Linked DNA regions of Mus musculus: regions 2 and 3 are each linked to region 1. A link is a loop called in an ENCODE intact Hi-C map of the cell type or tissue named here. Cell type or tissue: gastrocnemius. All regions are shown on one strand. Links, peaks and the distances in the headings refer to the core of each region. The heading gives the core; the rest is flanking DNA.

The links. A loop is a pair of places that touch in the nucleus more often than their neighbours do. Peaks named below come from ENCODE experiments on the same cell type or tissue, not always from the same donor. Only the 100,000 strongest peaks of a DNase experiment are listed, where the experiment ranks them.
Region 2: a loop joins it to region 1, with 4 times the contacts of the local background. A loop is called at or near these places in 5 of 42 quality-filtered maps.
Region 3: it touches region 1 in a loop (2.9-fold over the local background); 16 of 42 quality-filtered maps call a loop at or near these places.

What each region holds. Positions count from the first base shown.
Region 1 is chr1:22,263,489-22,274,007 of GRCm38, reverse strand. No RefSeq gene overlaps it. Among named protein-coding and RNA genes, the nearest start is that of Kcnq5, 310 kb to the right of the region's middle. In gastrocnemius, for the core only: a CTCF peak has its summit at 4,839 (motif pointing right); DNase peaks (open chromatin) are centred at 3,679, 4,831 and 7,340; H3K4me3 peaks cover 313 bases.
Region 2 is chr1:21,267,366-21,277,884 of GRCm38, reverse strand. It overlaps Gm28836 (a long non-coding RNA gene), which reads left to right and starts at 6,200. Exons shown (of 3, transcript XR_373236.3): 1 at 6,200-6,470. It also overlaps the pseudogene Gm7094. In gastrocnemius, for the core only: a CTCF peak has its summit at 6,239 (motif pointing right); DNase peaks (open chromatin) are centred at 5,525 and 6,240; H3K4me3 peaks cover 1,168 bases; H3K27ac peaks cover 538 bases.
Region 3 is chr1:21,955,360-21,965,878 of GRCm38, reverse strand. It overlaps Kcnq5 (potassium voltage-gated channel, subfamily Q, member 5), which reads left to right and starts at 3,937. Exons shown (of 14, transcript NM_023872.3): 1 at 3,937-4,698. The coding sequence starts at 4,298. In gastrocnemius, for the core only: a CTCF peak has its summit at 4,452; DNase peaks (open chromatin) are centred at 4,361, 4,680, 5,040, 6,141 and 1 more place; H3K4me3 peaks cover 2,767 bases; H3K27ac peaks cover 2,058 bases.

The sequences.
Region 1 (10,519 bases), core at 2,497-7,496:
CAGTAATGTCATAATATAATATTATAGTAATTATTATGAGTAGTGATAATGTAATTATGTTGTTACACAATAATGTAATGACATGTAGTAAATATTAGTGTATGTGTAATGTTCTCATGAGTTGACCTTATTCAGGTTATACTAATTTCACAGTATGGGGAGGTCTTCAGGTTTTAAAACTTTTTTTGGTTGTGTTTCAAATACATGTCATATGTATTTGTTTCTGATTCTAGCTAATTATCTGTCAGTTACTCCAGTGTGGGCAATCTCATACATAGATAGCCAGGGGAGTGTGAGCATGAGAACTCTAGGCCAGTGGGTCAGGTCTCCGCTCGGAAGAGAATTCCAGTTTATCCCTCTCGTCCCCTCATCTCCAAACTCTTCAGAAGTGGCCTTTCTCCCCCTGCATCCAGCCCTCACCCCTTGCTCACTGACTTCTCCAATTTAGGGTTTCCAGATCAAACTCATGATTTCCAATTAAATATGAGTCAAATAAACAGCACATGATTAAAGTTATGTGAAGGCTTTTAAAAATTACTTGCTTATCTGAAATTAAAATGCAACTGAGAATCACGTGTTTTCTCTTGCTAACTTTGGCAACCCTCCCCATATCTTCACCTGGTTCATATTTCCCAATATTTTGTTGAAATATTCTCTACAATTCTTCCTAACTGCCCAAAACTACGTCCAATTTTTTAAGCAGCTTTGACTACGAATATGAATTTCCTCCTCTGAGATAGGCTTTGCCTAATGGTTGTTGTTCTCTAACATTGAGTAAAACTGAATTTTGTTCTGAAATCTCCATGCTGAATCAAACCGAAGTCCCTACTATCACCACGATGTCTAGAACAAGCAGGTCCCACAGCCCTGCTTCAGGGACTCTGTACTTTGGCCCCTATTGCCTATCAAGAGAGCCTTGTCCTTGCACAAGAGATACTTGGAGTGGGCTTGACCCCGACTGCCAACATAACACAAAGTAAAAGGGTTTGTCAGCCAGGCCCTCTTCATCAGCATCTTCCGTGTATAACTATTGAGATGGGTACAAAGTAGAAGGAGACACATCTGGACCATTCTGTTACTTTGTCCACTCCCCGTGTTTCTGGCATGTTTCTGGTTTGTTTTGCTCTGGGTCTATGTTATCTTTACTGTCTCTATCTGTCTAAGAAGTCTAAGCTCCAAACCAAACCTACAGCACCTGATCCAGTGGTCCAGCTCCTCATATCAGAGTTAGAAAACTACTAATCATATAAACCCAAAGCCATTTTATTGGGTCATGCTCCTTCACTCTCCAAGTTTCAAAATATAATTATGAGCCACATAACAGTATTTTTGTTAACAGTGGACTGCATATATGACAGTGAGGACCATCTAGCCAGCTATGGATTAAACCCATCACCTAGATAGGTTCTTGTGTTCTGTCTCATTTGTAATTGCACAATCTTGATCATTGAGCCACATGTGTTTGATTTATTCTTGAAAATGATGATGAAGCCATTGAGAGATTAAAGAAATCATAAGGAACAGAGGGCCATGATAACCTGCAATGTTTAGACAGCATGGTCCAAGATCGCAGATTCTGAATACTGGAGTTGGGGCCTTAGACTCAGGACAAAAATGGCTGACACCGAATGTCCAGAGAACCCCAAAGTAAACAGTGAAGTAATTTGTTATCTAACTATTTGTGACCTAAATGTGTGAGTGTCATATAAATCTGGCTTTGAGGTCAGGATCATTCCTTGTACTGGGTGCTTTTGACTTCTGTAGAACTGCATGCCTATAACCTGTGTGCTGGTTTGTTTGTATTCTATGCTTGCCTGTCTTTGGCCTACATGTGCTAGTACATATCTTGAGTCTGCCAGAGGTTGTTGGTCTGTGTGGTGTTCCTTACCACAAATAAATAATGTCTTATCTGCTTGTGACTTCCCACAATCTCTTCAACCTCTTGGCCTCTAGTGACCTCCCTCCTATCCCTAGGCACTGGACCTTGGCCCTAACAGAAGTCCATGAGGAATTGGAGAAGGGTACTTTCCATTCATACTTTATTTGTTCACCCAAATCTTTTGAGTGCTTTAGGTTAGTAAATCACCAAATAATCATATATATATATATAAGGGAAAAGAAAAGCTTTTATAACCAGGACTTCAATGAACCCATGATTATGCCTGAGGTCAGACAGAAGCGCAGTCATACAAGAAGGCTCTCCTAACCAAATAAAATATCCGATGAGAACCATATCACAGGGCCAAACCTCGCATCAGAACACAGTCTGTGCTAACAACAGGAAAGAGGTCAGTGGAACACTGAAAATGGAAATGAGGTCACTAGGTTTCAAATACCAGGGTAAAGAAGCAGGTGGCGGGGCATGGTCATGCAGTGTTGCTTCTAACCTCTTAAAAAAAAAATCTGAGGGTTTCCTATCTTTAACATGGTGTTCAATATTTCTTTAGCAGGAGGCAGGTAACTGCGAATGGAAATAAGAGCCAAAGTGTCTAGTAGCTCAAAGTACAAGTTTCCTTTGTGCTGGCTAACACTCAGCAAAGCTGAGCAGATGAACACTAATTACTACCAGGTTGAAGGAAACCTTGGAGTCACCAGTATGTGACTTTTAGGTTCCCCCAAAGTTAGTGCCACAGCAAAACAACAACCCAGATGCCCCTCAACAGAGGAATGGATACAGAAAATGTGGTACATTTACACAATGGAGTACTACTCAGCTATTAAAAAATGAATTTATGAAATTCCTAGGCAAATGGATGGACCTGGAGGGCATCATCCTGAGTGAGGTAACCCAAACACAAAGGAACTCGCACAATATGTACTCACTGATAAGTGGATATTAGCCCAGAAACTGAGGATACCCAAGATATAAGATACAACTTGCTAAACACATGAAATTCATGAAGAATGAAGACCAAAGTGTGGACACTTTGCCCCTTCTTAGAAATGGGAACTAAACACCCATTGAAGGAGTTACAGAGACAAAATTTGGAGCTGTGACGAAAGGATGGACCATCTAGTGATTGCCATATGCAGGGATCCATCCCATAATCAGCTCCCAAACGCTGACACCATTGCATACACTAGCAAGATTTTGCTGAAAGGACCCAGATATAGCCGTCTCTTGTGAGACTATGCCGGGGCCTAGCAAACACAGAAGTGGATGATCACAGTCAGCTATTGGATGGGTCACACGGCCCCCAATGGAGGAGCTAGAGAAATTACCCAAGGAGCTAAAGGGAACTGCAACCCTATAGGTGGAACAACATTATGAACTAACCAGTACCCTGGAGCTCTTGACTCTAGCTGCATATGTATCAAAAGATGGCCTAGTTGGCCATCACTGCAAAGAGAGGCCCATTGGACTTGCAAACTGTATATGCCCCAGTACAGGGGAACCCCAGGGCCAAAACGGGGGAGTGGGTGGGTAGTGGATTGGGGGGGGGGGTATGGCGGACTTTTGGGATAGCATTGAAAATGTAAACGAGAAAAATACCTAATAAAAATAAAATAAAATTAAAACAAAACAAAACAAAACAAAAAAAAAAAAAAAAAAAAAAAACAAAGCTCGCCTTAATTAGTTTGGCCATGAATCGCATCAGTGGTCTTTCTCCTCACGTCTGTTGGATTAACAGCTCCATTCCATTGGCTGGAGACCCAGAGTGAGTCAAGCATGAAACACTGAGCAGAATACTGGCCATCATCCCTGCTTCCTGGCCATGGGTGCAATGAAGCTGGCTTCACATTCCTGCCTTCACCACCTAAGGACCACTCTGTCTCACGTTGCTTCTGACTATTTTGTCACATCAATGAACAAAACAACCATTAAATGTAGTATTAATAATAAACAATAAACATACTAACAAGGAAGAGAGAAACAAATGAACACATATATTAAACAAACCAATCAACCTGAGTTCTGCCTTCACTCTGAGGGACTAGCTGCTCAAAACTGCATTGAAATAAAGCCAAATTCATTTCCCTAGCCATTTATAACTCTTACATTTGATTAAAATTACCAATTTCATACCTGAGAACAATGTTTTAGGGCTTCATTTATGTTCTTGAGACATTCTTGGAGTGAGGCTTTCAAATAATATCTTAAAGAGTTATGAGGTGTTCTCCTCACACATTTGTAGTGGTGATGGTAGAGGTAGGTCCTAGAACATCCACTCTTAAGACCTCAGGTCATGATTCTGAGCATTAGTGTGTTTGGCAATTTGATTATGGTTTAGGGAGTGGAGATGCTGGTGTGTATCACTCAGGAATATCTACTAAGGGAAAAAGGAAGCTGGTGCCGAAGAACAATAATTTTAATATATGGCAACTGTATATCAAACATGACTCAGAGGTTTTTAAAATTCCTTTTCCTAGAAAACTAGGCAATCAAAATGCTAGATGACAGAAAATTAAACAAACAAAAGACTCTCCAGAGTGTGGGTAGATGGCCTCACGGCAGAAAAACATAGAAGAAACCTCAAATACAGAGTGGGTAGTAGCTGGCCTCTTAAAACTGTGACCTCCTCATCTTTCCTCTCCAGAACCCCGCGTGTTGAAGACCACGCACACACAGATTGAGCAGGGACTACAACTCAAATTGAAATTCCCAGTGTGCTCTCATCTTCGGAGAGAGTGGTATTTGTGAATTGCCACCGATTATTGGCAGCTGTATTATATTGTTCTCCTCCCTTGTCGAATAAAAAAGAAAAGAGAGCATGTGCTGTCATACTCTGCCACACCAGCTGAAGGACACAAGTTCAATATTAAAACCTGACTTCCACTCTGAACTCTGTCTTGCCCAAGTAGAAAACAAATGTAGTGGGGCATTTCAGCCACAAGATGGCAGCAGCGCTTCATGCAGCTTGGATACCCTTCACAGTACCATTGCCATAAAAATCTCAAGAGCAATTACAGCAGAATGGACCAAACTTGAAAGTTTGAGGCCAAACCTCGGAAACTGTCTTTACCATTACATAAACACATCTGCTTTGGAACTTTAACTGTCTTAAAATTTCAAAAATGTCCACATCCTTATCATTCTTTCTCATTAAAGAATTACGTACGATGCCTTCTTTTGTAATACGGAGTTTTACTCTTAAAGCTTTCAAATTGCAGTAAGTTCGTGTGATTTTCCTTAATGAGTCTGGCCGGAGAATCACTTACTCAATACGGAGTTGGTTGATGCTCAGGATCACGTTACAAGCAACCCCTAAGTGCCCAGACCAGACAACAGAAGCTAGGCATCGGGAGCTCTGAGGCACACGGGAAAACATTCAAAGCCAGGCTGGGTTAAACATCTGGAAGCTTGAAGAGCCGGGGGGGGGGGGGGGGGGAAACATACAAAGCTAGACTATGTTAAACGTTGGGAAATTGTGAAGGCTCCTAGGTCTACCACAACAAATTACCACAAAGTGGGTGACATAAAATAACAAGAGTTGTGTGTAAGCCCCGAGAGGTCAGAAACACAAAGCCATGGTAACTCAGAGGGATTGAGTAGCCTTAGAATATAGGAAGAATCTTTTCATAACCTTCCTAGTTTCTGAAGCTCCAGGTGGCCTTTGGAAGGTGGCAGTCTCTGTCACCACATTCCTTTGCCCTTCTACCCTAGATCCCTGAGGCTGTCATTGGAGTTTGGGTGTGGCAAGACCTCTTCTAAGGATATTAACTATTACAAAGAGTTGCAAACACAGGTACATTCTCACGTTCCCGGCATGCCTGTGGTTCAGGTAAATGAGGTCATTTCCATTCAGGTTCAGGTGGAAGCCGATTCGCGTCTGGTATCTTCCCAGTCTCATTACCACGAGTAACTAAGTCAGTCTGGAGAGAAGCCAGACCATAGCCACTGAATCAGTAAAGTTCCATTAACTATGAATCTGGGAGCTTCCCATCAACAAATGAACAAAAACAAAAAAGCAAAAAGAAGCCAAGAAATAACAACAACAAGACCTTCAAAATGTCTCTGAAAACCTTTCTGTGAGTCCTTGAAACAACTTGCTAGATGCGTTTTAACAGCCACTGCAACAATTTATACTTTTTACAATAACAACAAAACGTTCAAGTTGGGTTTTTCTTTTTTAAAAATGTATTATTCATTTTAACATTACCTATATACATGCATGTCTGTGTTTGGTGACATGCACGTGAGTGCCCAAGAGGCCAGAAGAGGGCATGAGATACACCGGAGTTGGAATGACAAGTGATCATGAGCCATCTGATGTGGCACTTAAAGGTCCTCTATAAGACGCTAGTATCTCTCAACTCCTAAATTAATCTTTTTGTGACGGGTATAAACAACTGGTTGTGAAATCTCACTATTTTCTGATATTGAACAGAAAACACAGACAATAATACTGACTACCTTGCATGTCTCAAAGGAATACATGAAGCATTCTTGATTATACAAAACGGTATAAGAACGGGACCTGTGTTTCCCACTCTCATCCTAACAGCCCACAGAGGAACAGTATAGATGCAGACACAGAGCCAGAGCCCTTCCTTCCTCAAAGGCTGGTCTTCTAACCCAACCACTAGGAGCAGTGTGACTTGAGAGCTTGTTGGAGATGTGGAACCTCAGATTCCATCCAAAACTGAATCAAAGGCGTCTTATAATGTCATCCCTGGGGAGGTATCTGGACACTAATCTTGGGAGAACTCTGCCCTAAGTGATTTTGTTGGAACGTTTTAATTTTTGTACAGGGACTCTTCTTGTCTTCTCTGATATTGAGGGCTCTTTAGGGACTCCCTCCAAGATCATCAATTGAGGCAAGGAAAGAAAAGAGTGACTCAGATGATCTGAATGAAACCTGCAGTAGCAGCATCTGACATGGACACTAGTCATGTTTAGCTCAGGTGACAGCAAAGTCAATGGAGGAACCTACAGAGTGGGCGATCTCAAGTCCAGCCTTCGAGTTTGGTCTTTCTAGAGGCAACTGTAAAGATTGACTGCAAGGGAGTGCCAGGGATATCACTTAAGAAATATATAATAGGAGTAAAGGAAATGGGGACGAACATTAGGAAGACATAAAAGGAAGGGAGAAAGCAAAAGAAAGGAAGGGGCGAAGTCAGCACTCGGCTACAGAGTCCTTTGATTTCCCTCACACCTCGTTTCTGGTTCCTTTCCAGAACGTGTGACTAACTATAACGTTCATCTCCATAAGGTCCGACCCAGTCCTGCTTTGAACTGCCCAGATGAAAGGCGCACCACAAATACAGAATGATGGCATCCAGGTTGGCGTTTGAGCAAGAAAGTATCTCAGTGTGGTCTCCTATTATTTAAAAGCTGAGAGTTCCTGACAGAGCTGCTGGGCTTCACACAGTCTCACTGTGGGTTGGTGAGCTTTCTGGCAGGGCCATGGTTGCCAAGGAAACTGCATCAGGAATGAACGACTGGGACTGTGGATTCTTGGTTGATTGGTGAAGCTTAAAGCCTAATACCGCATGCAAGACACACTTTTAGTGACCAGAGCAAAGGCAAATGATCGTTACAAGAAGGGATCGCGACTCTCTTCTCCCTCAGATCTCATCTGGTTGTCAGTTCCTAGTCCAGAAAGTTGTTGCCTTCTCTGGATCAATAAATGGGGCTTATAAACCATGAGCAAGAACACGTGAGCCCCACAAGGAACCGTTGCCTTCCTTAGTTGGTCACAGAAGTCTTTCTAGTCTTCCTGCAAGCAAATGTGAAAGTGCAGTGAGTAGGTGATACTCAGAAGTTTCCTGCCCTCTGCTTGCTTTGTTCATTAAGGACCAGAAGAAAGGCTGCCTTGCCATCTTTTCCACTAGGGGAATGTATGTGGAAGATTCAAGAATCTTACTTTTTGTTGTTGTTGTTGTTGTTGTTGTTGTGGTTCACTGCACATCTGTAAACTTGTCTTGACTGCTCCTGGATGGAGTTCTTCCTCTCTGCTCCCTGGGATGGCACCCACGACTTTTATTATCACATTCTATTGTTATTATTTGGGGAATGCCTATTATTTTTGTTCACGCCTATTGTTTTTGCTGGCCAAATAATTTTCTTGACATCAAGGATTATGTTTATTTTAGCTTTTGAAAGTGGCCAGCACAGTGCTGGACAAGGAGCGTTTTCAATAATTATTTGAGTAATCTGTTCTCTTGAGATAAAGGCTGAGGGAATGAGGAAGACATAGCCTGAACTACCTCTAGGAAAGGACATTGTAATCGTCTCCTTGAAGACCTTGCCTAGTTGCAAGTCATTTATATAGTTAATGCACCAAGCTTTAATGTTGCCTCTACCCCTAGAAGACAGGTGGTGCTATTCACACGGAGAAAAAAACTCAACCCAAGAAAGGATAAGCAGGTCCAGGAGATGTCCAGACTGAGCCAGTCAGATTTCCCCACATAACTCTGTCAGTGTGTCAGTGTTCTAGAGACGTGTGATAGATGTTGTAGAGTCTTGTATAGAGTATTCTCAGGATAAGAAGGACACAGACCTCTCATGGTGATTAAACCATCCTTGATGAGAGGAAATGAAGTTAGATTCCACATTGGTTGGAATACAGTGGGACCCAGTAGTGTGTGTGCAAAAGGATGCCAACAGAATAGAATAGACAAGATATGCTAGGGGTGAAACAAGTTCCAATGTTGACAAGCACTGGAGGAATTTTCAAGTGGTTTAAAAACTTTATCTCTAACTCAGGTGAATTATATGATTTTCAAAAAACAATGTGATAATTAGACAATATATGCAGATGTGCTTAGCAAAATTCCCAATGTACGATAAGTGCTTAGGGCACTGTTATCACTTTTATTACCAATACCATTACCATTAAATATGGATGCTATTGTTGTAAAAATGGTAGTTTGGAAATTCTGTTTGATTCCCTTAGGGGATGGAGATCTAGTCAAGAGCTTACCCATACTAAACAAGTGCTCTTCCACTGAGATATATATGCCCAGTTCTGAGGAGTGTTTTAAGGAGCTTTTTAATTTTTAAAAGATATTTGTAACAGGGTCTTGCTGTGTAGTTCAAATGGTTTTCTCTTGCTACAATCCTCTGGTCCCAACTTTACAAGGACTGGGATTACAAGTATGAGCCACAATGCCTGGAAATAGCTTTTCGAATTTAAGCGTCCCTTAAATATTACTTCAAAATCTTTGCTTCTTTCTAATATTAGTGAACACAAAAATGGCGCCACTTGAGGAAAGAGAGTGGATTTTTATTTAGTCAGTTGATATTGTTATTTTAGGCAGTCAGTTACCCATTGTGAGGTTTTCACAAATCATTTGGGTGAAATCTTCTCCATGTTTTTAAAAGAAGATAGTAAGAGAAGAACTGAATTTCCGTAAAAACTAATTTGCAAAGTAAAATGTATGATCTCCCCACATCTTGTTAGTTAGCTAAAATGTATAGAACCTGTATTATTTTTCCTCTATTGAATGTGGATTGACTAGAAATTCTCCTTCCTACTGCTCCACTATGTTGCTGGGGTATCTGGAATTCTTTCCATGGAACATATGTCTAAATAAAAGCTTGTTAAGGACCTGGCTTGCTCTTTCTTCGTGGCTTTCCTCATTCTGTAAATTCATTGTCACCTATTCATCTATGGCTTCCTAAGTAGATTTTCTTTAGCTGGAGAAATCACCCACAAGAAACTCAACATTCCAGGAATACACTTTGTTGATCCTCCCATAATCACTAGCTTCTAGAGGGCGTGGCCAGAACCCATCGGGAGCTAGTGAACCATGACCCCAATTGCCAGGATGTAAAATTTGCCACCAAGTCTTTACTTCCACTTCCCTTGAGCAGCTCAGCACAAGCATTATGGCCACCAACCAGAAATCAAATCTATTCCAGCTGAGAGACCAGATCCTGGGTTTAGACTCCATCTTAGAGAACCTGACCTAAGGATGAGCAGAGTTAACTAACAAGCCAGCATCTAGCACCAGTTCCCAGGCTACTCCCAAACAAGACCAGTTTCCCGGTTATTCTCTCTAACAAGCTTGCCCCTGGCACTTCACTTCCTAACAACCGCCAGTCAGGAGGAAAGTAGAAGTTAATTTTACGGTTTAGCTCCCAGCACCAGACAATTATGTTAAAGGGTAACAAAATTTTGTAATGGCCCCCTATTCAGAAGTGTGCCAGACTAGAAACCCCTTTGCTTGCTTGCCATTTTCTGTAAAACCCTGTCCTGAAAAGAGCTCAGGGCTGTCTTACCAACCAGCCCTGCTGTGTCAGGGACAATGGTGAATAGGTCCAAGCTTAACTTTGTAATAAAGAGACCCTAGTGCAATAGCATCGGAGTTGGCTCCCTGGTGGTCTTTTGGGGTAAACGGGCACAAGGCAGCTACCCAAGCTCTGGTTGGCGCTACACATACACTTAATTAGGCTCATTGGGAACATTAATGGAACCCAATTTGATCCCCTACCCAGGTGGTGGTCTCCTGACATCTTCTTGGCTTCCTCTGTTTCAGAGAACACTCTTCTGCAAGCATCTTTGCTGTTTGTACCACAGTGTTGTTCAGAGGATGTGATCTGTAAAGAAATACCATAAAGCTTGATGCATTT
Region 2 (10,519 bases), core at 3,425-8,424, 1.0 Mb after region 1:
AGGACAGCCAGAGCTACACAGAGAAACCCTGTCTCGAAAAACCATTAAAAAAAAAAAAAAAAAAAAAAACCGAATTTCAGGATGCAAAAACTTATTGCTCTGTCAGTGACAGGCACTCAGGACCAGGAGTGCATCCCCAGAACCTGGGACATCAACAATGTGTGCTTGGTGACCTCTGCAATGCAAGAGACCAGCTTACCAACTTTATAAACAGTGCTGAGATACCAGGACAAACTAGGTGACATTTATGAGTTCCTCGAGGTCAGGAAGTGGTGAGAATTGGTTCTACTGCTTTCTCTTAATTCGGATCCCAAAAGCCCGCTTCCAGATGTGAGGGTCCCTGCCCCCAGCTGGCTTTGACTGTTCATAGAGAACTGCTATTCAGCCAATGCCTGGCACAGAGATGGACGTGAGACCTTTAGATTGTGCAGGCACGGGACCAAAGGGGAAGAAGGACAGAATTGCCATGATGAGGAAGCCAAGAAAGCAGACTTAAGGGCCCACCAACGAGTAAGACTCTGGGAAAGCAGCCCAAGATTCCCTGATCCCTCTCTTCTGATTGCATCTGAGGTAGCAGAGATGAAATGTAGATTTTAAAATATGTTAACTCAGGAATTAAAGAGGGAAGTATGTGCTAGGGGCAGGGAGGTTTAGAAGTGCCTAGCCATGGAGCAAGTAAAGCTTATCAAAATTAGCTGGCCTGTGTGTCCTGAAAGGGCTGCAGCTGACATATAAGAATATGAAAGATCCTGACAGAATGTAAAAGGTCACAGAAGCCCTGAAATTGGCAAAATAGATTTCATTGTTACTAAAAGTAGCTTCACTGATTTAGAAAAATAGAGGTGCACAATGCTCTGGCCACTCCTTGAACCAGTGTGTCTGCCAATGTTTTGACCGTTCCTTGAACCCATGTGTGTGCCCACTGATGAAGCCCACTGCCAGGTGTTTGTGATATTGGTTGCTGGGGAAGAGTCGGAAAATCTCCCCAGCAACCACAGCGGGGCCAATCCTGAGTTGCTACACCTGCCCCAGACTCTTTCCTTGTACCCATCCCACACCCATTTCTTGAGAATGGACATTGTTTAGATCTGGAAATCCCCTACTCCCCCCTCTCCTTTCCCCCCTGAGGGCCTATAAAAACTGGGACCCCTTTCCCCTCGTGGTTGATTCCTCTACCCCTGTGTGGGATATGAGTCGTCCCCAGAGCTCTGGCTTTCCCCGAATAAAGCCTCATGTGGTTTGCAACAAGCTCGGTCTCTCGTGAGTTCTTGGGTGTCCACTATTGTCCCCAGGCCTGAGTGAGGGGCTCCTCTCAGAGTCTTTCAAATACAGACTAGGTCTCAAGACACAGCCCTTTACTAGGCCATGGTGACTGTGATCACACATGACTGTGGCTGGCAGGCCAGACAGACACAACTGTTCTGGCTTCTGTTGTTTCTATGTTTTCCTCTATCATCAGGCATAGACTCCGGGTCTGGGATCTCAGTGATGGCCAACCCATCAGCTCTGCCAGTGCTGCTGGCGCCCCCTGCTGGAAGAGCAAAGGATAAAACTACCACCACTTTAAAGAGCTGTCTTGTAACTCTCCCTGCTGTCCTCCATAGGGAAATGATTTACTGAAACTTAAGGGGCAGCAAACAGGACAGCTCTGGATTCCAAATGGCCTCTGATGTTGGAGGCAGAGCAATGTCTCTGTGCCTTAAGGGTTTCCCTTTCAAGGTTCCACAGCTGCCACTACATTTAAAGGGTCCCCACAGGGCTATCTCAAGACTGGAGGAGGGACAGAGTATAGTTTGAGCAGAGGTATTTATTCTTTGGTTATTAAGGAAAGATCAAGGACATGAGAAAGGCATTTGTGAAACCTGGCACCAGGACCACAGAGGAAGGGCAGAAAGGGCTCTACATAGTCAGAAGATCTGGAGGTGTTCACAGCTGCATGTCTCATGGGTTTGTGCTTCATGAGAAACACTTTGGAAGAAGAAACATGGCTCTCCTTTTCTTAGTACCCTCCTTCACAGCTCTTCATTTAGTTCCTGAACATGCCCCACCCCGCAAGCTGTGGAGAATGGTATTTTCTGAAGACTTCTTACACAACCCTAAATGCTTGAGTTCAGACTGAGATGCAGTCCTATAGATTTTTGTTCCCTCTCACTATCATCAGAAAGTCTGCCGAAGCCAGGCCATGTGTGACTGATCGTACTCTCTGCAAAACGTTCCTGGAGGTAACCGCATGCACTCTGATGGTGAGCAAGCCCTCAAGGTGTGGGACATGTCAGGCACTGAGCAAAGCTGGCCCAAGAGTGAGGTGACATGCTGTGGGTGGCAAGAGCTGACAAGCCAAGGCTGCTAAAGCTCATTGGAGCCCAGATAATGCCAGACATGGAGATGGCAGGGTTGGTGTTTCCCTGCTGGCTTTCAGTGTGCATTTGGTCCTGTCACTCCTTGCTGTCTACCCTCGTTCCTCTCTTTGGTAATGAGAGACTTTAGTCTGTGCTGTGACATACTGGGAGGCTGTACTTCATTTTCTTGTATTGCTGGGGCTCATAGTTTAGAGACTGAACCGAGTCTTAGAAGCAACATCGGAAGAAGAGTCCTGAAATGTGTCTGTGTGTAGCATCAAGTGTGGCACAGACTCTCAAGCTTCCTGCACTAGAGCTGCTGGGCTGCACATGAGCCCAGAGCCCGACCTCCAGGCTTCCAGGTTACTGGCTTTGGAGAAGGGCCTGAGAATCTGCTCTTCTAATGCTCTCTCAAGTGGTGCTCACACAGGTCTGGGCACCACCCTTGGAAGATCATTGTGTATATTTAAGACTAAACTCCAAGAAGGCTTAGCTAGGTAGCAAACAAGCAAACAAACTGCCAAACTGTTCTGTTTCCCACTCAAAATCCAGATTCACTCAGCAGAAGCAGCCACCAAGTCCTCTAAGAGATGATGAGAGGTGGCATCTGGTGGGTTTTGGAAGAGTTTCACAGTGAAGGGCATTTGAGAAGTGGAGAGCCTCTGTGATAAGCTTGTTGGTGCAAATGACCTGGCAGACACACAGCCGGTCTATCAGACAAGCCTGCAGATTCAATGTAGGTCACTGCATGAGGTTAGGGTGTGGGGGGGGTGGGGGAATGGAATCTAAAACCTTGCCATTTCTCAGAGGTAAGGTCATGAGTGTTCTAGCTCAAATGCTTTCCTAGGCAGCATAAATAGCTTGATGCCAGCACACTGTACTGACAGAGGACTTGTGTAATACTGGCTTGAGGAGAGCAGAGCTTCAGGGCAGAGTGATTTCTACCCGAGACTTACTCACTTCTAATACCTCTGAAAATGAATGTCCTCAGTGCTAGAGGCAGTTGTTAGAAGTATTATTGTTCTGTATCATGGAAATAAAAAACTGAATATGTGTGTGTGGGGGGGGGGGAAAGGGTTGTTAATCCTATAATATTGGTATTCTCCCTCTATAACCTCTTTGTTATACATATACATGAATAATATTTACAGTATTAGCTGGGCGGTATGTGTTGCTCTTAAAACAAACTATTTTGGTTCACATCTATAATTCAGCCATTGGAAAGCAGAGGCAGAAAGGATTGCTATGGCTTTGAGGCCAGCCTGGGCTACTTAGTGAATTTCAGGCCAGTGTGGGTAACAGAGTCAGGTTCTGTCTCAAAAATTAAGCAAACATTAATATTCTGTATACATGTATGCTCTTTCAACACATTTTTTATCCTGTAAAGTAGCCATTTCAGAGTTGTGATACATATAAGAACTGTGTGCAACAGGACTGTGTGTGGTCCCCCATGATAGGAGACACACAGCAGTGCTACTGTGGATGGATGTGTATTTCCCAAATGCAAACAGTGAGATTGAATTAGAGGTTAGTGGAAACAGAAAATTGTTTATTCTGCCTAACTCTCGAATCTGGTTCCAATCCTGACAGCATTTGGGAATTGCAGAATCTGCTAGTTCTGTAGTAATGGGTGTTTCCAAAGGTGGAGGACAGAAAGAAATGGAAAATGTCAAGCCTCTGTTTGCTTTTGTTGTTCTGTAATATCAATTAAGTCAGTGTGATTTTAATTTTTATAAATAAATCTCCCCAAAGCCAGGTACACCTGGAAATCTTATGTGTCACTCAACTCTGAAGTTATGCTAGTAGACATAACTGAAGATCATTTACTCTTTAGGGTATTTATTAACTGAGCTTTCTTTGAATTCTTACATATTTTACTTCTGCATTTCCCCAAGATGGCAGAGGTGCTGAGGCCACACGGAATTGTGTCTCTGTCGCCGTGGATCGTAGGTAGACAGTCTTACAGGTTGGCAAAGGCCGAAGGTTTCACTGCACCCTCATCCTCAGCTCCACCCTTGGCTTCCACTCGAGCAGGTGGCTGATGGCGTGAGCTCAGGTGACAAGTTCCCTCTACCTAAGAGCAGTCCTGTTCCACATATCTGACAGTATGGAATCCCAAATGCCCTACAGAGAGATGTTCTCTGAGGTTCAGTTAGAATCACTGAATAGGAGCATGTTGTGGCTGCTTCCATCTTCTGGTACTTTAGTAGGAGCATCTCTGAGTGTCTATTCTGAGCCATATCTTAATCTGCTGCCGGAGCTGATGGAGGTTTGCGGAGGGGTGTTTAAGTGCAACAGACTGCGCAAGAGAGACTGTGCTTCAACTTTCAGACCAATGAAACAACAACAAAGATATCGCAGCATCATGACAGGAAGTATGATCTATCCAATCTTGTCGTGGGGATAATAAAGCGTTCCAAAGGGGTTGTTTGTTTTGTTTTGTTTTTCTGTTTGTTTCTTACTACTACAGATTTAATGACATTGGTAGGGACATATAACTTCTGGCACAGATTAGACACCAAGGGACTAACCTAAACTAAAAGTGGAAATGGATACACTCAGGTATTACATCATTGAACTGCTTAACAGGAAAGCTGTTAACAGGAGGTCCAAACCTCTTGGAAGGTACCAAGCAGCTAATAAAGGCTGGTCTTCTTCATCATCTTCAAGAATTCTTCCTCATTAATCTCTCCATCCCCGTCAGGATCAGCTTCATCAAGCATTTCCTGTAATTCATCTTCGGTTAAGTTTTCCCCTAGCTCCTTGGCAACCCTCTTGATGTTATTTAGTGATATGCTTCCCGTAGCATCGTCATCAAATAATTTAAATGCCTTCAGTATTTCTTCTTTTTCATCTTTTTCACTCATTTTTACGCTCATGATGGCAAAAAAATCTTCAAAACAAATGGTGCCAGTCCCTTCCTTGTCGATTTCAGCGATCAGTTGTTTTACTTCTTCTTTCTTTGGCTCAAAGCCTAAGGCCCGCATTGCAATCTTCAGTTCTTTCAGATCTATGGTTCCAGATCCATCAATATCGAATAAGTCAAAGGCCTCTTTAATTTCTTGCTTCTGGGTGTCATTCAGTTCAACTTTTGCTGCTTTTTTCTTCCATTGGTCTAAAGTTATGCGCTGGCTGGATGCCATATCCCCTCCCTGCGCCCCTGCCCGCGCCCGCGCAACAGCCGCTCTCCCCTCCAGGGCGCGCGTTTGCTCCCGGCAGGCGGTTGCTATATCCAAAGGGGTTGTTTTGAGTAGGGAAAGTGTTCTGTGAGTCTGAGGAGAGAGAAGGCTAGGGTGAGGATGGACAAACAGGATGTTGGAAGGAGGGCCAGAAGGATTCGCAGGCAAAGGTCAGGATGGGAGTGACTCTACAGCCTTGTGTCTTGCTGACAGTGCTCCTACGCCTCTCCTGGGGACTGATTAATTCCCTGGGACCAATTTAGACTTCCAAATTCTCAAAATATGATCAAATTAGTTCCCCCAAAATACTGTGTGTGTGTTCTTAAGTTTCGTTTCTGGGAACTGATTCTCTGGACCGGCAAGATTCAATATGCTTTCCAACTGTGGCGTTCTGTGGCGTTCTGTACCACCCCTCCTGGACATCTAAACCTGGATACTCTGATCTCACAGGGCAATAGCAGGATCACGAGGCTATGCCCTTATCTACCTAGATACTGAGCAGTGAGGGCACTCGCCTTTGAAATCAAATCAACTAGGATTCTGACTGTGGACACTTCACCCTTTGGAATGTCCCCACATCCACTGAAAATGGAAACAATTTGTAGTCTGTGGGTACAAAATTCTTAACGACTCGGGGGTGGGTGGGTGGGTGGGTGGGTGGGGAATCCTAAGGAGTCTTGCTGTAAGCATCATCCCGGCCGGCAGGGGGCAGCAGACTCCAGACCTATGCTCCGACACAGCTGGGTGGAGAAGGGACTTCTTGGCCTCTGCTGGCCCAGAGCTGCACCTGACTCCCAGGGCGAGGACAGAAGAAGGACGTGGGATGAAGGACTCTACCTCCCACAAACCAACTCCAAAGAGAACAAGACTGTGTTCAAGAGACACTTAAGAGAACACTTAAGGCGGGTCACAGCTACGGAGTGCGCCTGCGCAGTACTGCATCCGGAGTGAGGTAGTGCCCTTAAGCATCTCTGCTTTTTTTTTTTTTTTTTTTCTGCCTTTTCCAGCTGCAACAAGGGTGCAAGTGGGCTGTGCATCCGTTCCATAAAAGAAACTTTTCATGCAAAGGCATGAGAATAAACCAGTTGTTGCTGAGCATCTGCCTTCTCCTTCAATCTCTTGATCTTCACAGAAGATCTGGGGAAGGAGGAAGGAAGGAATGGCATCTGCCCTCCCACAGATCTTTTCTGGCTCATCCTGCCAATTTCCTGAATTTCTGCCTTCATGGGGACCCTAAATTTCGCATCTGTTTTACCCTTTACCTCCCCAGAGGTGGGGCGTTGTGGTAGATAAAGTTCAACCAAGACTTCCTTTAAAAATGGCTCTCATGCCCACTTAGCTCATAGGTAGGCAATTGGTTTATTTTTATGTGAAGATGCTTTGTGTATACTTATTTACAGATCTTTTAGTGGATGGAGAAGATTCTGGAGGCCTGAGACAGGGCAGGGCGGTTTCCTATCCCGGGCAGTGAATAATTTTGTTGCATTGCATCCAGGACGTTTTCCAGTCCTATATCAGCACCTAGCCTCTGTCTGTTGCACGAACATGCAATGAGCATGCCTCCCTCTTCCAGCTACACTCAACTCCTTTCAAGTTCTTACAGCCTTGAGGGGGGGTTGGAGGTGGAGGGTAGGTGTCCTTTGCCTTCCAGAAGAAGCCAGAAAGGTAATTGACCTGTGTAAGTTTTCTCAGTGAGCACTTGTTGCCAATGGAATAATTTTGTTCTTTAGCATGAAACTCAGTTCTCTGTGGAGACGCAGGAATTGTGGGATTCCTGACAATGTAGCCAAGGTTGGTGAGGCAGTGGAGGGGGGAGTGTGGACAGCCACTGGATAACTTCCACACAGGCTGTGTATTGGAGCCACCCACTCATTCTCTCAGGGCAGTGCGCTTGGAGCTGTGTGCAGGTCAGCAATGGATGAACTAATGTGGGTTTGCCCTACTTGAGCTTGGCTGGCAGAGAAAAAGAATCTGACAGGCAACGAATCTCAAGCAGTTTTACAGGAAATTAAAGGAATTTATCTCTTATTGAGACAGGGTCACACGAACAGTTCAGGGACTCAAGAAGGTGAACTCACTTTTCATATTTTAAGTTAGCTTAGGAAAAAAAATTAGACTCCAAGTTACTATCCAGTGATGAATAATCTGTGCTATCAGCTTTGGATTTTTAAAAAAGTATGTCTTCTTGACTATTAGGCACATCAGTGAATAGTTAAATATATGTGTATGTGCACACACAAACATGCTCTCATGCTTACACACACACACACACACACACACACACACACACACACACACACACTACTGTCCAGAGACTCTGACTAAGGGAAAAGCATCAAGACTTCCCACCCTTAATTCCACTAGTGGTCCAAGACAGAGACCAGTAGGGAGCCTTGCTTGTAACTCCCCAGCCTTGCCCACCTCCAGGCTGTAGACTCTCAAGGCTGACTCTCAAATTCATGCATGCTCCCCTTCATTGTCCTTTCTCACAGGTGGGTACTCTCATCAACTGATAGCTCCACTGCAGTCAGCTCCAGATTCATGTCCCCCTGTCTTTCCTGAGTATGTTCCACTACCACAGCTAGGAAACATTAAGTCTGCCTGTAAGGCTTGCTTGCTTAACCCTTCACTGACCTTGGGGCAAGAACCACAGACTCCCCTTACAGGGTGATGTGAGCACAGGTGATATTTCTAATGGACACTCTTTGCACAAAACATGTGTGTTTCAGGTTTTAAGGTGTGTCATTATTCGTTTGTTTGTTTGTTTGTTTTGAGACAGAATTTATCTGTGTAGCCCTGCCTGTCCTGAAACTCACTCTGTAGACCAGGCTGGCCTCGAACTCAGAAATCTGCCTGCCTCTGCCTCTGCCTCTGCCTCTGCCTCTGCCTCTCTGCCTCTGCCTCTCTGCCTCTCTGCCTCTGCCTCTCTGCCTCTCTGCCTCTCTGCCTCTCTGCCTCTCTGCCTCTCTGCCTCTCTGCCTCTGCCTCTGCCTCTCTGCCTCTCTGCCTCTCTGCCTCTCTGCCTCTCTGCCTCTCTGCCTCTCTGCCTCTCTGCCTCTCTGCCTCTGCCTCTCTGCCTCTGCCTCTGCCTCTGCCTCTGCCTCTGCCTCTGCCTCTGCCTCTGCCTCTGCCTCTGCCTCTGCCTCTGCCTCTGCCTCTGCCTCTGCCTCTGCCTCTGCCTCCCAAGTGCTGGGATTAAAGGCATGTGCCACCACTGCCCGGCGTGTCATTATTCTTTAATCGTGTGTGTCTCTGTGTGGGTGTGTGCACACTCGGCTTCAGAGTTCAAAGGAGGACATCAGATGTCCTGGTGCTAGAGTCTCAGGTAGTTGTGAGCTGCCCAGCATAGGTGCTGGAAACAGGGCTCAGATTCTTCACCAAGCTCTCCCACTCCTCCCCCTACCCTTTGCATTTCATTTCACTTTATTTACAAACATGCCTTGCTTGCTCGCTAACTCCCGGAAGGCTCTGCACATGTTCATTCATCTGCCTGGAACACTGGCTTACTCTGCTTGTTCCGGCTTCCCCGAGATCCCAGCTGGGACCCTGCCTCCCCTGGACATCCACCCTTAGACTCCAATGTCCAACAGACGCCTGTCCCCGTGGGGCTGTTCACCATCTGCTACTCCCTGCCCTGTTGTACTGTAGACAAGCCTGTGTCTACAACCTTTTCAAAACTGCTTCCTACTGCCTTGCACAAAGATAATGCCCAGTAAATACTTGTTGAGTGCAAAGGGGTTTAAATATGCCTCATTGAATGTGCAGGTGACAGATTTACTCTACATCAGTTGTCTTCTTCTTGGTGTGCTGAAATACCAGGTAACATGTAAAGATTACTATTATTGCACAGTTAATATTTCTCTTAAAATGTACCTTTGCTTTCAATTGACACACAATAACTACACATATTTCTGGGGTAAAGTGTGGCATTTCAGTATCTTATATTTAGTATCTTATCAACCAATTAGGGCAACTGTCATAGTCATTACCTCAGACATTTATTACTTTCTTCCCTCTGGGGTCATCCAGAATCCTGTATACTAGCTACAGAAGAGCGTAGAGTAGTTTCCAACCATAGCTCTTCCACTGTGCTGGGCAACATTAGACATTATTCCTCCTTTTCAGCAATTCTGTGTGCCCTATAACGTCTCCCTCTCACATCATTCCTAGGATTTGGTAAAACTTTAGCTTCCATATACAAGTGAGAACACATGGGATTTGTCTTTCTGTGCCTTGAACAATTAATGTTTCCTGAACACTCAGTAAGTGCCCGGCACTATCCTGGTACTCTAATTCATTTTGGAAGTAACCATGTAAGCTAGACATTTCTAATTTCCTTCTATTAAAATGGAGAAACTGCACCACAGAGCAGATGAAGAACGCACCTGGTTTGACACAGCTAGTAAGCCTCGGTGTCATGGAGGCTGAGATATATGGTATGACCAGTTTCTACATAGTACTACGTGGGGCCTCCTGTGAGATGCTCATAGGGCAGAAGAGAGTGAGTCACAGGTGGATGGTGCACTGTGTCACAGGGTGTGGGGCGATTGAACAGAAGAACCCTCCACGAGATCTCAAGCCCACCACTCACACTGTTGTTCACCTTGTTCAGCTGGATGCCCCTTGTTCTCAGGGGCGGGATTGCATAGGCGCCTACGGTGAGACATCTCTGATCCTGAAATCTTGGCTCTGTGTGGTTTGGTCATTGTCTGCTTTCTCTGCACCTTAGTTTCCTCGCCCAGGAAATACTCACAATGATAGCACTGCCCTCATAAAAGCTTGTGTGGTGATTGGCTGTGGTGATATGGAGTTACGTGCTTGGAGCTCAGAATTGTCTTTCTCATTACCCTACTGCTGTTTCTTTTACAAATTAACCTTTTCCATTTGTTTATTTGTTTAGTTTTTTATTTTATTTCAATTTGTTAAGGGCTTCCCACCTCCACACGGGGGAGAGTCTCACTATGCGGTCCTGGGTGGCCTGGAACTCATTTTACAGACACC
Region 3 (10,519 bases), core at 2,443-7,442, 310 kb after region 1:
CCTGCTCTCTTATAGAACCAAGACTACCAGCCCAGAGATGGTCCCACCCACAAGGGGCCTTTCGCCCTTGATCACTAATTGAGAAAATGCCTTACAGTTGGATCTCATGGAGGCATTTCCTCAACTGAAGCTCCTTTCTCTGTGATAACTCCAGCTGTGTCAAGTTGACACAAAACTAGCCAGTACAGATGGTCTCTGATATTGTGGTGAGTTCCCTGGCTTTAGGTTGTTGGAGAAACACCTAAGAGGTGTGTGTCATATCTCTTAGGAATTATTATTCTGCATTAAAAAAGAGTACTTTGCCACACCACACTGCTATTTTTAATATGGCCATTGATTATAATGATAGATACCTACGAAATGCAGTACAGCTGCTATGCTTATTGGCTCGATTATGGATTACCACAGAGGGAATAAAAGCTACAGACATGGATGGTATAGTTTAAAGGGCATTCTTTCAGGAAGTCAGGGGCTTCTGCCCTGATTTCAAGCCTATTGTTATGACTAGGCTTGGTGCAAGTCACTGAGCAAGCAAGAAGTTCCATCATTTTACATTAGTAAATATTCTTACTGTTCTAAGTTTTCAACTTGTTTTGTTATTGCTACTCTGATTAGCCCAGGCATGTCACACTGGAGCAAAACGTATCTGTATCTCTGTGTAGTATCTCTGATATCACACAAGCTCATCAGAACAGTGCACATGAGCTTGATTGTGAGTCTATGCTCTGTTGGGAGGACTGGGACAAACAGTAGAATGCATAGCCCTGAACAAGAAAAGGAAGAATGTAATAGTGATGCTTTATTTAACCTCCCTGTGTAGGTGCTACAATATGTCTTTGTCTCTAGCCTATAGGTGGCATTTCTAATGATGCTATCTCAGAGTACTGTTCAGTAAGAAAATATAACAGGACAGAAAAGGCATTGAAATCAATTATTTTCTAGTAACTATATTCAAGTAAAATCGCTTCTATAGACTTTAGGGAATTTAGTTTCCAAGACCATAAATTTCAGGCAGGCACCACAAAGGAGTAGTTGAAAGCACCCTTACCCTCTTTCTTGAGACAGGGTTTCTCTATGTAACCCTAGCTGACCTGGAACTTGCTCTGTAGACCAGGCTGGCCTCAAACTCACAGAGATCAGCCTGCTTCTGCCTGCTGAGTGGTGGAAGTAAAGGAATGGACCACCATTGCCAGGCTAAAGCAAAACCATCTTAAGGGATGAGGTCTGTCAATCAACTCACATCTTCTACACTAGCCATAAACACTGGTAGTTTATTTAGAGTGATTCTTTGCATAGGCCTTTTGATTCTTGAAATCACAACATTCAAGATACAAGCAGAGAGGTAATCACAAGTTAGAGGCCAGCCTCGGCTAAATATGTATCCTCAGGACAGCATGGGCTACAGAGTGAGATCTTGTGGCACAAAACCAAAATAAAGAAATAAGTGGAATTGTCATGTACTTTTACTATTACCCTTTCATAATATTTTAGTGTAATTGTTACTCATGAAATAATGTTACATTATTTCATGCATGGCTCACTATGCCTACTGATATTTCAGCAAGAAATAAAAGGCAGTTTCCTAGCAACACCTGTATTCAAAGGAGCAGCAACAACAATAAAAGCTTAATTACAAACACTTTCTTTTCCTCAAAGTTGACTTTTGCCTATCTAGAGAAGTCACTGGGTTACAAGGAAAACATGGCACAGATCAAGGCCTAGGAACAGGTATGAACAGAGTCTCTTAGACTTTCCTTTCTGGGATTGAACAAGCAGGATGATCCCCTAGGGTTTGCACCAACAGCAGAATGGGTACTCCAACTGGGAGTCAGGATGCTGGGTTCCTAGTGGCCCATCCTGTCTGTGAATACACAGACAAGCCCCCTTCTCTGGGTTTGTGATTAAGTGGATGGCACTCAAAAAAGATAGTTACAAATGTCTTAGACGTCTATAACCCTTACTAATTGCAGATGTCCTTGCCACCTTCCCACCCGGGTTTATTAACATTTTCGAAATAGACATCATAGCTTCCCTGGTATGATCCCTGCATCCTAGGAAACCATCATTTGGACATTAAGCAGCTGAGTTCCTGGGCCTTTCAGAAGGGGAAACACGCTCTTGAGTCCTGCCTTAAAGAGATTTCCTGCCTGTGTGTGGGGCCAGGCCCCAGAGTGAGGCAAAGGTGATCTAATCTCAGTTGAAGTTTGCAGCAAAGAAAACAGCTTCCTTTAAAGGGGAAGTGGCCTTTTCATTTTCTTATTTTCAGCAAAGCTAGGATTTTTTTTTCATGCCGACAGCGTGTGCACGAGTCATTTTAAGTCTCTACATCTTTCACCCTGAAAGTCCCTGCACAGAAACTCCACGGGGAGTCTAAATATAGCTGCACCGAACTACCCCCCACCTCAGCTCCCACCTTCAGCCAGGGGTCTCCACGCAGCTCTAGGATTGGAGAGCTTATTCCAGGACATTCTCTTTGCATCTGCCTTGAATAGCAGGGCACGGAGCAACCTCTCTAGCACCTCCACGGTGTGTGGGTGTGAAGTGTATTAGAGGAAAGCAGGAGTGACTCTGAGTGTTGATGCTTGGCTCACACGTGGTACTGCTGCCAGCTGCACAGCGCTAGGGGTTAGTAGTGCCTACTGCCCAGAGGTTTGAAGGGAAACAAGGTCTTGCTGAGTAAGAACCAGGAAGAGGTCTTCACAAAACAATAACGATAAAAATAAAAGTAAAACTCTTAGCTGACGTTCTGACTGTAGAAAGCAGCTGTCTGTGGGCGTGGGTGTATGCACGGGGTGTATGTGTGGGTGTGTTGGTAGAGTATTATCTGCTATGGGTGAGACAACCAAGATAAGATTTTTGCCTTAGTGTTGGCTGGTATTCATGGAAGTGAAAAAAGGCTCAGGGATGGCCACTTTGCTACTGACTACCATGACTTTGTGTTGAAAGCATAGTTCAGTTGAACTTGGCGATTATTACTTTTTTTTTTTTAAATATTTGGGAGGAAGGCTGCTCTATTAGAAGGAGTTCCCAATCCTGGTGTCCTCTCAGTTTCCCCATCGCTGAATCTGTTGTTTAATTGCTAACAATATTTTTGAAAGGCGGAGTTCTGAGCCAGCAGCACCATAATCTCACTCTCATCCAAGAGAAGAGATGGGCTTTGGGGCGCCCATTTTCCAGAGGTGGTGGGGGATGCAGTCAGTGGTTCCCTTTTCTCTAACATTGTAAGTTACAGCATCCTGTCTGAGAGGCAGGTCCTGGACTCACTATCCTCCATGATCCCTCTCGAACTCCCTGGGGACGCCACAGTCGCGGCGGAGATTTAAGCAGTTTTATGACTTTCTTTCACTTACATGGAAATTTCTGGAAGGAGAGAAGTGGGCTCCTTTTCCCAGGCTGCTCTGTCAGGAGGAGCTCCCTCACCACGAAGGAGCTACTTTGGAGTTTTACGCCCTCCCCACACCCCACCCCTGGGGATGGGAAGGATGTTCTGCGACTCGCAGGCTTGTTGTCTGAGGCTAGGATGGAAAGTCACAGCCTGCAGGCTGGATTGAGTCGCGGGAAGCTGCTGGGTCCCTGCCTGGCTCTCTCCGGGTGTGTCCATTGAACTGCGGTGGGCTGGTCCCCAGCGCGGGAACCCAAGCGCCACTGCCAGAAGCTTAGCCCCCGCTGGCTCGCTCCTAGGCTAGCCAAAACCTGGAGGGTAGGACAGAACCTTTCCTGCCCACACCCATCACCCGAGGATGGCAGGACCAGGCGCGGCATAGCAGCGGGAGAAGCCCAGAGACCCGCTCGTCCAGTTTATTCAAGAGGCAGACTTCGCCCTCCGGACAGCTCCGAGTCCCAGGAAGAACCGAACCAAACTCATCCTGGGAGACCGACTTAGGGTCAAGCCGGTATTCTGCCGGGGTGCAGGGGACAGACAGACTCGAACCCTGCTGGGTGTGCACGCGTGCGAGCGTGCCTCCGGGCATCCCGCACACCCTCAGTCCCGTGTGCCGACACTCCTCGGGGAGGAGGGAGTGGCAGCCACCAGACTAAAGGAAAGCGAGGGACACCTCACAAAGTGACGCCCCCAACAGGTCCGGATTTGGAATTGGAAGCGGCAGAAATCCGGACCTCCCCGGGCCTGCTCCGCACACCCCGCCGCCCCCGCCCGGAGCCCCGACTCTAGGCTAGTCCGCCCCCCCGGGGCGCCCCGTCGGCTGCGGGTTTCCTCCTGCAGACCTGCCCGCGCACATGAAGCCGCTGCCCCCGCCGCAGGCGCCAGCGCCCCCCTCGCGGTGCCCGTGGTGATGCCATGCCCCGCCACCACGCGGGAGGAGAGGAGGGCGGTGCCGCCGGGCTCTGGGTGAGGAGCGGCGCGGCGGCGGCGGCAGGCGCGGGTGGGGGGCGCCCGGGCAGCGGCATGAAGGATGTGGAGTCCGGCCGCGGCAGGGTGCTGCTGAACTCGGCGGCCGCCAGGGGCGACGGCCTGCTGTTGCTCGGCACCCGCGCGGCGGCGCTCGGCGGAGGCGGCGGCGGCTTGAGAGAGAGCCGCCGGGGCAAGCAGGGGGCCCGAATGAGCCTGCTGGGGAAGCCGCTCTCCTACACCAGCAGCCAGAGCTGTCGGCGCAACGTCAAGTACCGGCGGGTGCAGAACTATCTGTACAACGTGCTGGAGCGACCCCGCGGCTGGGCGTTCGTCTACCACGCGTTCGTGTGAGTACCCGCGCCCCCACTTCCGACCCCGTGTGCCCCTAGCCATGCCCTCTGTTGGGGAGCCCCGGGGCGCACTTGGCGCCCGCGCCCTGGCCTTAGGCGCGGAAACGCGTGCGCGCTCACACGCAGAGCTACACACACGTGGTGGTTTTTATTTCTTTGCACGTGTTGCCATCGGCCCTCTGGAGCCCTCAATCTCTCTCGTCCCACCTCTCGCTCTGGTTCACATAGAGCCCTTTTGCCCCAAAGCACCCAAGGGACTAACGGGTCAGTTCCAGGTACCTGGGTGATTGAAGGCAGAAGCCGGACTTAGGCGACTCAGATAATCGGGAGCGATTAGGTCCTGATATGCGGAAAGTTAACTGAGTGGGGCGCCCAGGAGCTGGGGATAGCTCCGGGAGGTTGTGCACCATCCCGAGACTGGAGAGACTGGGAGGGCATGACCGGGTGGGATGGAGTGGCGAGGAGAAGGTTAAGAGTGGGTCCACAGTCAGCTCTGGGGTCAAGCAGAGGAAGCTGCTACGTGATGGAGAGAGAGAGAGACTAGGTTGTAAGCGCGCCCGGAAACACGCCTGGCCACCATCACAGCTGTCATCAACGGAAAATCTGTCAGTGCACGTAGTAGTCATTGCCACATAGAGGTGGTCAGAGTCTAGAGGGCTACCCAAGCTCTGTGGCAGGCAGTGCCAGCTGAAAGTGGAGAACTGGGGTTCAGGAACATGGCCAGAGGTGCTGTAGTGGAAATGCACAGGGGCCAGCTGTGACCTGAAGCAAGCAGTGTGTTTAGTTGACACTTATGGCGCCGAGATAAAGTGTGTGTGTGTGTGTGTGTGTGTGTGTGTGTGTGTGTGTGTGTGTGTGTGTTGACTAAGCCCTCACCATCTAGCAGAGTATGCGAGAATGAAAATGAGAAAATGGTTGGAAGCAAATGTTTATTTTTCCCTTAGGCATTAGAAAGCTTTCCGTGGCTTTGAAGTTTACTACTGTTTTGCCCGACGTCCATTCATTCAATCTCCTGTTAGAGTTAGGTGAATCTGGACGACAACTTAAGGTTGTTTTCATGTCTATACACCCTGTCTAATTTAATCTTTTTAGAGGAAGCCCCGCCTCTTCTTGCCCCGTCTCTGCCCCCTCCTTCTTTATGTTAAGATGAAGTACAAACATATTAGCCTTAGAAGACCTCCAGAGAAAGCTGCAGGCACATACTGATTGATTCCTTGTTTCTTACTTGGTTAAGATATGTTTGGAACAGACCAAAAAGACCTTTCAGAAATGAGGCATGCCGTCCTATACTTCTCCCTTATGTGGAATGAAGAATTGGCACAAACCCAGGAAAGTTAAAAAAAAAAAAATCATAATATCAGGAGAGAAGGAGCTGCTTTTATAAATAGGTGAACCTGAAATGTGACCAGGTAGAACTCAGGAAACTGGTGGAGTCTGCACTCTGGGGCCCCAGTGTCTGGGAATTTTTACAGTTGCAGATTGTTGTGAGCATGTAAGCTTAGGTGACCTATTCCAGCCAGCTTCATGTGTTTGCAAGGCACACATAGGGAATGTTGTATTCTGTCTAGCGTCATTACACTCAAAATATAAGGTCTATCCTTTGCTGATGAAAGAGTCATAAATATTTGAATGTAATTAATGATAGACACCCATGACACTTGTTAAGCTCATCTCCTTGGGTTGATATACAATTAATTTAGTATTTAATGATCTAATAAATTATTTTGACTGTCAGACTATAATATACATTTTTAAAAAGGAATGCTGAGGCTTAATTTGCTGTAAATGTGCACAGTATGGATGATGATATTTTTAGACATGCTCAAAATATTCATGGCTTTGAGTTTTAAATATGATGTAATATAGTATTTTTTATTTGGGTAAAGTACATGGTATGGGTTCAGAGGAAGCTTGACACTGTTGCACATATTGATGTCTCCTAAGCATTGTTTACAAACAGGAGTGAAAATTTCTCAAAATGCAGCATTTTCTTTTTGATGCCTGGTGGATAAAGCAGTGTTTCTGTTTTTGTTTTTGTTTTTTAAACTTTGATAATTTTTGTTTGTTTGTTTGTTTCTAGTTTAAGAATTTTCTTGCTAACTAGTTTTATCAGTGAATTCTGTGAGGGATAGAACATGAGTTGTGTGCTTGCCAACACAGTATTGCTTATGTAAAGTTCTTCATAATGTAGCAAAGAGCCTTGAGGTCTGTAGGCAGGGAGCAGCTGAAGATACATAGCACAGAGTCAGAGGCTGGGGGAAGGACAGGGGGGGTGTGGGGGGATGGAGGAGGTGGAGAGTAATCACTACTTATGAGTTTAAATGAGGTTTTGAATAGCTGGAATTTACACATTACATTAATAAAGCAAGGTTACTTTGAGCTGCAGGTCCAATAAGACCATTCCAGGAAACGATAAGAAAATAATTTCTATAGAGGTGTAATATATATAATATATAATATAGAGGTGTAATATATAATATATAATATATATAATATAAAGGTATAATATATATATATATATATATTATATATATAATATATATTCTATAGAGGTATAAGTAACTAATGCTCTGCCAGCCTGGGAATCCTCAAATCTGACTTTAATAACAGTTTTTGTAGGGTATTAAGCTCCTTGCCAAGAACAAGCACAGTGTGATTAATGAGGCAGTTCAGGGATGAATTTACTTGGTTAGCCCAGGGTTTCCACAGCCAAGAAACCAGAGAAGTATGCTTAACATTCATTATGCTTCAGGTAAAGAGAATATTCTGTTAAGATATGCAAAAATAATTATTATTATAATGACATTTTAATGGTCTAAAATGTGATCTGATGAGTGTATACCCCAGCCTACTGGTAAGAATGCTGGCAAGAACAGAGATGGTCTGCTTCAAGGGAGTTCTTCCTGTGAGTTTGTGGGCCTTGGGAGATCCAGGCATTTCCTGCTTTTTTGGAGTCCCCGGGAAGCAGTGTGTTCTGTCTTCAGCTGTGATACAATTAACCAGATGAGCTCTTAAAATAGGAGATGGTTTCTCTGAGTTGTTTGTTCCGTTTAAATTGCCCTTCTTTGGGGAAGATTTAGAAGAATTATGGTAGTTGTAGAGGAGTTCATGAAAGGATTCCTAATGTAAATTTGTGCTCGTGTAGCAAACACGATCAGTCCTGAGGACTCACAGGAACACCCATGCCTGCCCCAGAGAGGTATCAATGCAGATACATCCAGCTAACCCATCACATTGCCCAAAGCATCCTGTCCCTTTTAGGACTGTGGGTGAGAATTCATAAATACTTTAAACTAGAATATTCCAACCCCCCAAAACTAGGGAGCCTGGAGTATAATAATAATGATGATGATGATAGTTATTATTATTATTATTATAACTATTATTATTATTATTATTATTATTATTATAACTATTATGCTAGCTACTACTGACCATACAAATGACCATTAAATTTCATTCATTTGCTGTGAACTCTTTCTACAGTTATATCTCTTTCTGTCCTTTGCTGCTTCCTCAGTGCCTCTCTGTTTCTCAGAATCTCTCCTCTGCTTCCTGGTCGTCTTTCTTCTATTTACAACCCCATAGCTGCCATTCTGACACAAGTCTTATTAGTAATGGCCAAATATGATTACATCATATATAGGTTTATCCATCTACACATATCTGAGTGTCTGTGGTACATGCTGATTTCTAAATTATGAGGCCTCTGATTTCAAGGAGGACGAGCATCCGTGTGATTTTTAAGCATTTCAACAAGTGTGAGATGATGCTCTCAGGGCTGTGGCAGAGAAAACAAGTTACAAAATAAAATAATGCAAGAGAGACAGCAAAGCCACTCTGGACAGAGAAGCCAACAAACAGCATTCAAAGTGGAAGTGAGGCCTGGGCTGAGTTTGGATGGTCAAGTAGCCCATTTTCAGAGGAGCAGAACGGGGTGGGTGTGTGTGAATGAGCTATCTTGAAAGAGAAAACAGCGTTAGTGAAAGTGTGTGGTCCCAAGTGTGTAGTAACTGTAAGTACTTTAAACTCATTGCAGGATAAAGCCATCTTCAAGGAAAGGAGTGGGGGGCTCACAGCTTTCTCGTAGCTTTGATGATGGAGATGGTCATGGAATTGCATAGGCTGGGTCTGTCTTTACTCTTTACCCTGTACGAAGTAGAGCTGAATGAATGGCAAAAATCAAGAGAACACATCTTACCTTGGAAAGTGAATCGGAGAGGGGATTTAAAATGGAGACAGTGTGGTGTGTAATTAGGTGGAAAGAGTATTTCAACTTTTCCATTCATTCTGAGCTTTTTTTTTTTAATCTTTAAGTTCACCCTGCAAATGTCTTTTGGTTCTCTATGTTGCTCTGGAAAAAGTGGGAGATGACTGCCCAAGGAGCCAAGGGAGTGAAGGTGGGGATAAAAGGCAAGGTTTAATCAGAAATGTTTCTTTTTCTCCTAGAATCCATTCTTAGAGACTTTTGTACAGTGACTTTAGATCATTTCCCCTCCAAGTCCTCCTCAACTCCTTCTGCTTCCCTCCCCTACATTCATATCTTGTTGTTTTAATAGCCCTCTGCATGGTTGTAGGGCTACCCACTGGAGTATTCACAGTCCCAAAGATGGGGGTCACACCCCTAAAGAAGCCCTTTCCTCCCCTACACGTCATCAGCTGATGATAACCCAGCAGTTGGGAGAGAGGTATTGTTAGTACATCTATGGGGATGTAAACTGATCTGATCCTGCGCAGGCTGTCACACCAGATATGAGTTCATGGCATGTCTAGAAGATGCTGTTTTGTAGTACGTCCTCCTGATCTGTGGCCCTTACACTCTCTGTGAACCCTGTTACTTGATGTTCCAGAGCTTTGGTGGGTAAGGGGAGAGGTGTGAGATGAATGTCCCATCTAGGGATGAGTACTCCATAATCCTTTATTTAAAAACAATATTAAAGATACAGAATTGGTTAGATGTTTTCACCCGTCTGGTGGGTCTGTGTGGATGATTCCCGTCTGTGGTTTTGGAGGTAGATCTGTCATTTAGTAAGATATAATGCAAGTATATGGCCTATATATGATGGTAATATATGACCCAAGTTCACAGAAATGTAAAAAATTTCAGACTTGCTCAAGTAGAAGCAGATGTTCTTAGTCAGCTGTGTAGGGATTGTAAGAAATAGGAACGTGGGGCCATCCCTTATGGTTTCATGGGCTTCAGATCAGCAATACCAACAGTTTCAAGAACCTAGAAGGCCCCATGAGAAAATATGTTGAAAGAATAAATTCATTTAGAAATCTTGAGGGTAATATAAATGTCTCAACCCTACACCTTGATTTTGAAAACTTTATCAGTTTGTGGTAATTCAATCAATGCTTTAAAAAGTGGTGAAAGGAGCTAGGAACACCAGCAAGAACCAAAGAGTGGGAATGTGAAGGAAGACCCAGAATGCCATAATAGAACACCTCAAAGACTAGAGAATTGGATGAGGCTTCATTGGAATATTTTTGAATGATGTTTCTAAAGAGTAAGACCTCTGTTACTGAAACCCATGTGGAATGACACAGGTTTGTATGATCTTAGTATATGGATGTATGAAGTAAGAGTGATAAAAAATTATGCTCCAGTTCCCCTGGCACAGGTCAGAAGACTCTCATGTCATCTTTCTGGCCTAATTACAGCTACCTCCCCAAAACTCCATCCCTCTGATGAAAGGCCTTGCTGGGTTGCTCTGTCCTGTGGCTTGTGGCTATATCTTTGCTCCTATGTTATGCTGTTGAATATTTCCCACTAAGTGTACCATGACTTTTTAACACATATTTCCGACTTTCACTA